Regions from separate parts of the Homo sapiens genome. Here region 1 is linked to region 2. A link is a contact called in ENCODE Hi-C or POLR2A ChIA-PET data. All regions are on one chromosome and are shown on one strand. The core of a region is the stretch at or near the end of the contact, and the rest is flanking DNA. Distances in the headings are between cores, read along the strand shown.

What was found. A loop is a pair of places that touch in the nucleus more often than their neighbours do. ChIA-PET counts read pairs that join two places held with the same protein, here RNA polymerase II (POLR2A). Pooled maps may share reads with other maps.
Region 1: a pooled map of posterior vena cava shows a loop between it and region 2 (6-fold over the local background). The contact joins two enhancer-like sites. A Hi-C loop is called at or near these places in 1 of 50 pooled maps. POLR2A ChIA-PET finds 5 or more read pairs at or near these places in 5 of 52 experiments (OCI-LY7, Panc1, WTC11 and 1 more).

What each region holds. Positions count from the first base shown.
Region 1 is chr12:3,051,869-3,056,447 of GRCh38, reverse strand. No RefSeq gene overlaps it. Among named protein-coding and RNA genes, the nearest start is that of TSPAN9, 23 kb to the left of the region's middle. Within about 2 kb of position 1,301, at least 5 of the 41 ENCODE cell types and tissues checked have a DNase peak (open chromatin) inside an H3K27ac peak, as active enhancers do.
Region 2 is chr12:3,002,189-3,007,051 of GRCh38, reverse strand. All of the region lies in intron 3 of TEAD4 (TEA domain transcription factor 4), which reads right to left. Among named protein-coding and RNA genes, the nearest start is that of TEAD4, 45 kb to the right of the region's middle. RefSeq lists an enhancer at 2,808-3,689. Within about 2 kb of position 3,256, at least 4 of the 41 ENCODE cell types and tissues checked have a DNase peak (open chromatin) inside an H3K27ac peak, as active enhancers do.

The DNA of each region.
Region 1 (4,579 bases), core at 52-2,551, 51 kb before region 2:
GTTGCCCAGGCTGGTCTCAAACCCCTGGACTTAAGCAATCCTCCTGCCTCAGCCTTCCAAAATGCTGGGATTACAGACGTCAGCCATTGCACCCAGCCTTCTCTAGCATTTTCTTTCACACAGCAGCGGTGACCTTGTGTCAGGAGGCTTTGGGGCACCTGCCGCCTCTCACTTCTGCATCTCACACTCCCTCTGTTGATCTAGTGTGTGTGTGGCCTTGCCTCTGTCACGCAGATCAGATCCAAGAGTAGTTTGGGTATGGCTGGGAGGGGGAGAAATAGAATAGGAGGCCTGACACAACTCTTCATTTGTTATGTGACTCCCCCCAGTAGAATATAAGCTCCTTAAGGGCAGGGACTTTGATTTTATTCACTGCTGCATCCCCAGCAGACAGAACAGTGCCCAACACACCCTAGGTGCTTAGTACATGTTTATGGGATGAATGAGGCCTGTCTGGACTCTAGGCATTCCTAGAATTCCTACTGGAGGCCCTGGGAGGACACAAACCCAGAGGAGGGAGCAGGGCAGAGGGCTAACAGAAAATGGAGGCCACCCGGGGAATGTGATGAGTTGCCAAACCAGGAGAGCAAAAGCAAATATCAAAGCCAGGGACTCCAGCCAGGAATCCAAGCCCCAGCCAGATGAAGAGAAAGAGCAAGTGGGCCAATTATAAGCCGGGAGGGGCTCGAGGCCTTCCCAGGAGCAGGCATCTGAGGCGTGCTTTCATGTGTCTCCAGGGCCAGTGCTAGGGTGGGTCCGTCAAGATGAAAGGGGCACAGGGATGTGATGGACGGAATGGTGTTTCCTGGGGGCTCTTCCTTTTCCAGAACTAATGCTGGGAGACAGCGTGTGGTCTAAGAAGTCACAGGCTGGCTTTGAGTCCCAGCTTCCACTCTCCGACTGTGTCAACTTGAGCGAGTTACGTACAAGTCACTCACCTTTGCTTGCTGTTAAGACGGTGCAAACCCCTAAACAGCTTAAAATCAGAAATCTGTGTGTCCCCGGCAACTTCAACATAATGTTGGCAGACACCAGCCCCAAAGGGTCTGTGCAGGATTGGTGGGGATTTAGAGAAAGAAATTGGAAAGAAGTCAGCAAAGTAGTTACTGACAAGGAAAAGCAGAATAAGAGAATCATGCCAAACTTCAAAACTTCTCAGCTTGGCCTCTGAGGGAGCGAGGCTGTGAAGAGAAGCAGATCCCTTTGATTCTGAGAAAACATTGATATAGTCACAAGACACTCAGCAGACTCTTGGTCTGAACATCTGATTACTCCCTGATTACTTCTAAGATGGGATTGCTAGCGCGCCAGCTGGCAAGCACATTTCCCTCTCGTGGTGCTTGTCTAATGTTTACTTCCCTCTATTCTCCACAATCTCCTGCACCCCACATCACCCCTATAGAAATATTTTACTAGCCTGGGCAACATGGCAAAACTCTGTCTCTACAAAAAAAAAATAATACCGAAAAATAAGCTGGCCGTGGTGGCGTGTGCCTGTGGTCCCAGCTACTCTGGAGGTTGAGGTGGGAGGATTGCTTGAGCCTAGGAGGCAGAGGCTGCAGTGAGCCAAGATCGGGCGACTTCACTCCAGCCTGGGCAACAGAATGAGATCTTGTCTTAAAAAAAAGAAAAAAAAAGAGAGAGAGAGAGAGGAAAGGCAGGAAGACAGGAAGGCAGGCAGGAAGGCAGGAAGGAAGGTAGGAAGGCAGGGAGGCAGGGAGGCAGGGAGGCAGAGAGGCAGGGAAGGAGGGTAATTGTTGCACCAAAAAGGGATTGCTTTCTCCCTTAATGCTGGTGCTCTCTGGGGCCTTCAGGGCCAGCTTCCAACTCTCCTACCTGGCCTTAGGCAAACCCTGCACATGCGTCACCTGCTGTCCACCTCTTTTCACGAGCACTGTGGAGGCGCCAGGACTTCCAAGTTGAAGTACAGTGCAAGATCTGCAACCTAGTAACCAAGTGGCGTTGAGTTAGTGATTTCTCTGAGCCTCTATTTCTTCATCTGTGAAGAGGATGTCTACAGTATCACAGTGTAGCTGTAAACGGCAAGAAAGACGTTGTATTTGAAAGCGCTTTGTAGGGGGCCAGGCGAAGTGGCTCACACCTGTTATCCCAGCACTTTGGGAGGCTGAGGTGGGCGGGCAGATCACGAGGTCAGGAGATCGAGACCATCCTGGCTAACACGGTGAAACCCCGTCTCTACTAAAAATACAAAAAATTAGCCGGGCGTGGTGGCGGGCGCCTGTAGTCCCAGCTACTCGGGAGGCTGACGCAGGAGAATGGCGTGAACCCGGGAGGCGGAGCTTGCAGTGAGCCGAGATCGTGCCACTGCACTCCAGCCTGGGCGACAGAGCGAGACTCCATCTCAAAAACAAAAAACAAACAAAAACAACAACAAAAAAGAAAGTGCTTTGTAAACTGAAAAGTGCTGTAGTCAGGGTGGCTGGGCACAGTGGTTCATGCCCATATCCCAGCACTTTGGGAAAACAAGGCAGGAGGATCACCTGAGTACAGGAGTTCGAGACCAGCCTGGGCAACATAGTGAGACCTCCATCTCTAAAAAATAAAATGAAATAAATTAGCGGGGTGCGATGGCATGCACGTGTAGTCCCAGCTACTCAGGAAGCTGAGGTAGTAGGATTGCTTAAGGCAAGGAATTCTAGGCTGCAGTGAGCTATGATCACACCACTGCACTCCAGCTCAGACAACCAAGCAAGATCTTGTCTCTGGGAAAAAAAAAAAGAAGAAGAAGAAGCTGGGCACAGTGGCTCAGGCCTGTAATCCCAGCACTTTAGGAGGCCAAGGCAGGAGGATTTCTTGAGCCCAGGAGTTTGAGACTGGCCTGGGTAACATAGTGAGACCCCTGTCTCTACAAAAAATTTTAAAATTAGCCAGGCGTGGTGGCGCATGCCTGCGTCCCCAGCTATTCAGAAGGCTGAGGTGGGAGGATCACTTGAGCCCAGGAGCTCAAGGCTGCAGTGAGCCATGATCACGGCACTGCACTCCAACCTGGGCAACAGAGTGAGGCCATCTCTAAAAAAGAAAAAAAAGTTTCCAGGAGTAGTGGTCAAATGCTATTGACAGAGAGTTAAGATGAGGGCAGAGAAATGCATTTGTCGTAGAGATCCCTGGTTTCCTCTACTTCCTGAGTAATAGGATTCCTCCATATGGCATATGGTCACTCAGAATAAAAACTATATTTCCTAGGGGCTCCTGCAGCTAAGTGAGGCCAATGAAGGTAAGCAGAAATGCAATTTCCAGAAATTCCCAAAAGGGAGGGGCATGCTCTTCTTCACTCCTTTTTCTTTCTTTCTTTCTTTTTTTTTTTTCTGGAATCTTAAAATTTATTTTGCCATTTTCCATGGAATATAATAAGAACACCATAAAAATGTGTATCAGTACATTATAAAATTGTAAAGCTTATATTAGTAAAATCTTGAAAAGTAAACTATAGAAATAGCATAAAACAGCAGAGTTCGACATTTGAGCAACCCATTGTCTAAGAAAGCATTGTCTTAGTCCTTTTGCGCTGCTATAACAGATATCTGGGACTGGTTTATTTATAAAAAATAAAAATTTACTTCTCTCAGTTCTGAAGGCTGGGAAGTCCAAGATCAAGGTTCCAGCAAATTCTGTGTCTGATGAGGGTCCAATTTTGGTTTCCACAATGGTGGCTTGAAAGCTGCATCCTCCAGAGGGGAGGAACACTGTCCTCACTTGGCAGAAGGCAGAAGGGCAAAAGGGCCAACAGCCATGGGAAGCCTCTTTCATAAGGGCACTAATCCTGTTCATGAGGGGAGAAGTCCTTATGATATAATCACCTGTTAAAGGCCCCACCTCTTAATACTATCACATTGACAACACCTGAATTTTGCAGGGGACACATTAAAACCATAGCAGCATAGATCTTACTTTCTTTTTTTTTTTTTTTTAAACTGAGTTTCGCTCTTGTTGCCCAGGCTGGAGTGCAACGGCCCAATCTCGGCTCACCGCAACCTCCGCCTCCCAGGTTCAAGCAATTCTCCTGCCTCAGCCTCCCGAGTAGCTGGGATTACAGGCATGCACCACCACGCCCAGCTGATTTTTTTTTGTGTGTGTGTTTTTAGTAGAGATGGGGTTTCCCCATGTTGAGGCTGGTCTCGAACTCCTGACCTCAGGTGATCCGCCCACCTCAGCCTCCCAAAGTGCTGGGATTACAGGCATGAGCCACCGCGCCCGGCCGCATAGATCTTACTTTCTTACTCGATTTCAGACATTGAGGTGTCAGCAACATACATAACTACCAGATATTACCAGAAAAAGATGATAACAGAAATTTTGTTAACAGATGTTAGGAGAAAAAAAAAAAAGCAGTCTCCCTACCACAAAATCTTGTCAGGGCCTTCAAAAGCTTCACTCCTTTTTCTTTTCAGTTGAATGGAATGTTATGTAATGGTCTTGGATTTCCTGAAGCTCTTCTGGACCATGATATTACCTTAGGAATAGAAACTACCCATTGTAAAGCAACAAGGTAAAATGATCTTGGAGCTAGGTATGGTGGCTCACACCTGTAATCACAGCACCTTGGGAGGCCAAGGGGGCA
Region 2 (4,863 bases), core at 2,007-4,506:
CAGCCGTCTTCTTTTTTGTTTTGTTTTGAGAGGGAGTCTCGCTGTCGCCCAGGCTGAAGTGCAGCTGGTGTGATCTCGGCTTACCGCAACCTCCACCTCCTGGGTTCCAGTGATTCTCCCACCTCAGCCTCCCAAGTAGCTGGGATTACAGGCGCACACCACCACACCTGGCTAATTTTTGTTATTTTTAGTAGAGACAGGTTTTACCATGTTGGCCAGGCTGGTCTCGAACTCCTGACCTCAAGTAATCTGCCCATCTCAGCCTCCAAAAGTGCTGGGATTACAGGCATCAGCCACCACACCCGGCCCATCTTTGTATTTTTTTTCTTTCTTCTTTATTTTTGATTATTTTTATTTTTCACTTTTTTGAGACGGAGTTTCGCTCTGTTGCCTAGGCTGGAGTGAAATGGCGCGATCTTGGCTCACCACAACCTCCGCCTCCCAGGTTCAAGTGATTCTCCTGCCTCAGCCTCCCAAGTAGTTGGGATTACAGGCAACGCCCAGCTAATTTTGTAGTTTTAGTAGAGATAAGGTTTCTCCATGTTGGTCAGGCTGGTCTCGAACTCCCAACCTCAGGTGATCTGCCCACCTCAACCTCCCAAAGTGCTGGGATTACAGGTGTGAACCACCACGCCTGGCTTTTCTTTCTTTTTTTAAACTGTACATACTGGTTGACTAGCCCTTATCTAAAATGCTTGGAACCAGAAGTGTTCCAGATTTGGGGTTTTTTTCAAATTTGGGGGCTATCTGCACTATATACTTGCCAGCTGAGCATCCCTAATCCTAAAATCCGAAATCCAAAACGGTCCAACGAGCATCTCCTTCGAGGCACACATCTCAAAAAGTTTCGAACTTTGGAGTATTTCAGATTTTGAATTTTCAGATTTGGGATGCTCAACCTGTATTTATGGGGTACAAAGTGATGTTATGATATACGTATATAATCTGCAATGATTGAATCAAATAATTAACATACCCATCATTTCAAATACTTATCATTTTTCATGATGAGAACATGAAATTTACTTTCTTAGCAACTTATGAAAAATGCAATACGTTATTATTCGCTACAGTCACCATGCTGGGCAATAGGTCTCCAAAAACATTCCTCCTTGACTGGGCGTCATGACTCACACCTATAACCCCAGCACTTTGGGAGCCTGAGGCAGGAAGATCGCCCAAGCCCAGGAATTCAAGATCAGCCTGGGCAACATAGTGAAACCCACTCCATCTCTACAAAAAAATAAAAATAAGTCTGGGTGCGGTGGCTCACGCCTATAATTCCAGCACTTTGGGTGGGCAAGGCAGGCGGATCACGAGGTCAGGAGATTGAGACCATCTTGGCTAACACAATGAAACCCCGTCTCTACTAAAAATACAAAAAAAATATAGCCGGGCATGGTGGCGGGCGCCTGTAGTCCCAGCTACTCGGGAGGCTGAGGCAGGAGAATGGCTTGAACCCAGGAGGCAGAGCTTGCAGTGAGCCGAGATTGCACCATTGCACTCCAGCCTGGGCGATAGAGCGAGACTCTGTCTCAAAAAAAAATAAACAAACAAAATAAATAAAAATAATAAAAATAAAAATAAAAAATTAGCCAGGCGTGGTAGCACATGCCTGTAGTCCCAACTACTCAGGAAGCTGAGGCAGGAGGGTCACTTGAGTCCAGGAGATTGAGGCTGCAGTGAGCTGTGATCACACCACTGCACTTCTGCCAGGGAGGGAGAGTAAGACCTTGTCTAAAACAAACAAAACGGAAAAACAAAAACTAGAAACCAAAAACATTTCCCCATCTAACTGAAACTATATTCTTTGACCAACATCTCCCCGTCATGCCCGCCCCAGCCTCCAGTAACCACCATTCTACTCTCTGCTGCTGTGAGCACCACTGTTTTAGATTCCACCTCTAAGTGAGCCCTCTCGGCATTTGTCCTTCTGCGTCTGGTATATTTCACTTGGCATACTGTCCTCCAGGTTTGTATTTGTTAAAGTTGTGCTTTTCCCTGGCTGTCTGTGGAGCTTCCTCCTCCTCTCCCTTGCTGGCTCATCTCAGACCCTCCAGCCTCGTTGTGCTGGTCAGGGGTGATGCCGGCAGTTGAGAACCCCCCGTGAGGGAGTGAAGTGTGGGGTGTCTGTGGGTGTGTGAGCCAAGGGGACCCAAGCAGCTTCCTTCCTGCCACCAGGGGTGCTCTAGAGGTCAACGCAGCCATCTCCCTGCCTCCAGGCCAGCTGGCATCTAATCCAGGCTTTACACACAGAGGGAGCTGCCGTGGCCTGTCACTCCTGTGAAAATCTTGATGACAATGAACACTTGCTGCATACCTCATCAGTACAAGTATCTGTGCGGATACAGATATGTATCCTGTGACAGCTTTATCTGCATTCACCCTTTCGATCCTCACAACAGCTAAATGAGGGTGGTACTGTCATCCACGCTACAGACAGGGAAACAGCAAGGTTGAGAAATCTTCTCAGGGTCGTAGGCAAGCATGTGGCTGAGATTCGGGTCCATGTAGTCTGGTGCCAGTGCCCATCTGTGGCTACTGCATGGTACCACTCCGAATGAACAGGGAATTGGAGGTCACTTCTCTCAGAAGCAGGGCTGGACCACGTGACTCTAGAGGTCCTGTTTAGCCTGATGAAGATGAAATGGAAGCCCAGAGAGGGGAAATGACTTATTCACAGTCTCATGGCTTGCTAGTGTCCCAGGCACCACGAGAAGGTATGTTTTCCAAGGCTGCCCCAGTGCTTCGAGAGTATTACATGCTGGCTATTTCCCCCCAGGATATGCTCCCCCGACAGGGCTGAGCTTCCTCCGCAAGGGACGATGCTGCTCCTTCCCTTTGGATCAATCCCCCCGATTCCTAAGTCTCTGCATGAGGTAAGGTCCCGGAGGGAGATCCAACTACTTGGACCTGAGGTCCTGCCCACCACTCATGGACAGTGGTACCCACAGCTGGTGGGAGCCAGCGTATCCTGGATCATGTAGACACCAGAAGGCCCCCAGAGTCAGGGGCAAGAGGGGAAGGGAGTAGGGAGCGTGGGCCTACAGGTAGAGTGTGGGAACCACAGTGAAGGCCGGCAAAGAAGGGCCATGGCAGTGAGAAACTTGTAAAGCACCCAGCTGAGGTGGTGGCGGTGGGAGGGGCTTGTCCTTGTCCTTGTCCCAGCTCTGCCCCTAGCTGCATAACCACAGGCTTCTCCCTCTGGTGGCTGAGAACACAGGCTGGGGAAGGAGGAGGCCAGTCAGGCAGCTGCGCATTGCAACGTGGCAGGTGGCCTCGGCCAACCCCAGGGCCGGCCTGGGTGGGGATGGGAAGGACACCCCTGCCAGACTGTGGGCCCATCTGTCCATCTGTCAGAGCACATGTGTCCGACAGCCCCCAGCTCACACCCACGGCCCCACCCCACCGGGGGCGAAGGCTGCCCGTGGAGAAACAGGAGCCTTGGCCTAAAGGCTGAGGGTGGAGCATTCCTGATGCAGCATCCAGGAGGAATCTCCGCTTTCTCCTAGCCCCACACTCAGCCTCACACACACCCTGCCGGCCACCTCCGCCACATAGCACCACTGAAAACGTTACCCCAGCTGCAAAATCCTGCCTGGGCTAGGTCATTTCTGTATCTCATTTCCTCTGTGCTGAGTCCCCTCTCTCCATGGCAGCCCACCCCCTAGACCATAAACTGTTAAATGGCATGGAGTAAGTAAAGCACGCACCACTCAGCAGAGGGCCAGCAAGGTCAGCGATTACTGTTAATATTGTTAACGAAGCCCTATTATAACGAATGCTATTAGCTTTCAAACTTGAAAAGGACTGAGGAGCTGAGAGCACAAGCCTCCCCACCCAAGAGTGGGTGGAAGTGTGCGTGGACATCTTTGGTTCACTGTAGGCCTCTGGTGGAGTGAGCAAGTGCCACACTGCACCCCTGTAGGTTGGGGCTCAGGGAGAGGAGGCTGGGCACATCCTTGCTGCCCCACCCTAATCCCCAATGGCCTGGAAGCGGGGGCCAGGGTGTGTGTGTTGGGGGTGCAGCTATCCAGGGATCAACTGAAGCCATAAACACCTGGGGCTGGAGAAGGAGGCTATTTGTGGAGAAGGAACTTCTGACTGAAGCCTGAGAAGGCAGCAATTGGGCCTGACATTTGAGCTGTTCCTACCATTGTCCCTGGAGGGCTCTGAGGCTTCTGGTGAAATCAGCCAGGCTTCAAGGCCACAGCTCCAGGAAGCCCCAAGAAGCTTGCACTGCTCCCCACCCAAGAGGGCATGCCCATTCCTGCCTCGGTGTCTGTCCTAGTCATGCTCCCCCGCCACACTGTGAGTTCCTTGAGGGCAGGTACGTGTTCCCCTCACCCCGTGCTGTGCATTTGGCACCTACTGTGTGCTCTCATCCCTACGACAACACTAGAAGGCAATGTCTTATTCCAATAACCTCATGGAAAGATGCTCCACAACACTAATCATCAGGGAAATGCAAATCAAAAACCACGAGATAGCGCTTCACACCCACTAGGATGGCTATGATCCAAAAAATGGAAAATAACAAGCGCTGATGAGGATATGCGAAATCAGAACCTTTGTTCATTGCTGGCGGGAATGTAAACTGATACAGCTGCTGTGGAAAACAGTTTGGTGGTTCCTCAAAAACTCAAACATAAAATTACCACATGAGCTAGCAATTCCAATCCCACAAGAACTGAAACCAGGGACTCAAGATACCTGTACACCAATGTTCACTGCAGTATTAGTCATAGTAGTCAAAAAGTAGAAGCAATACAAATGTCTATCCACAGGTGAACAGATAAGCAAGATGCAGTCTCTCCATACAATGGAATATTACCCAGCCTTAAAAAAGAGGGAAATTCTGAA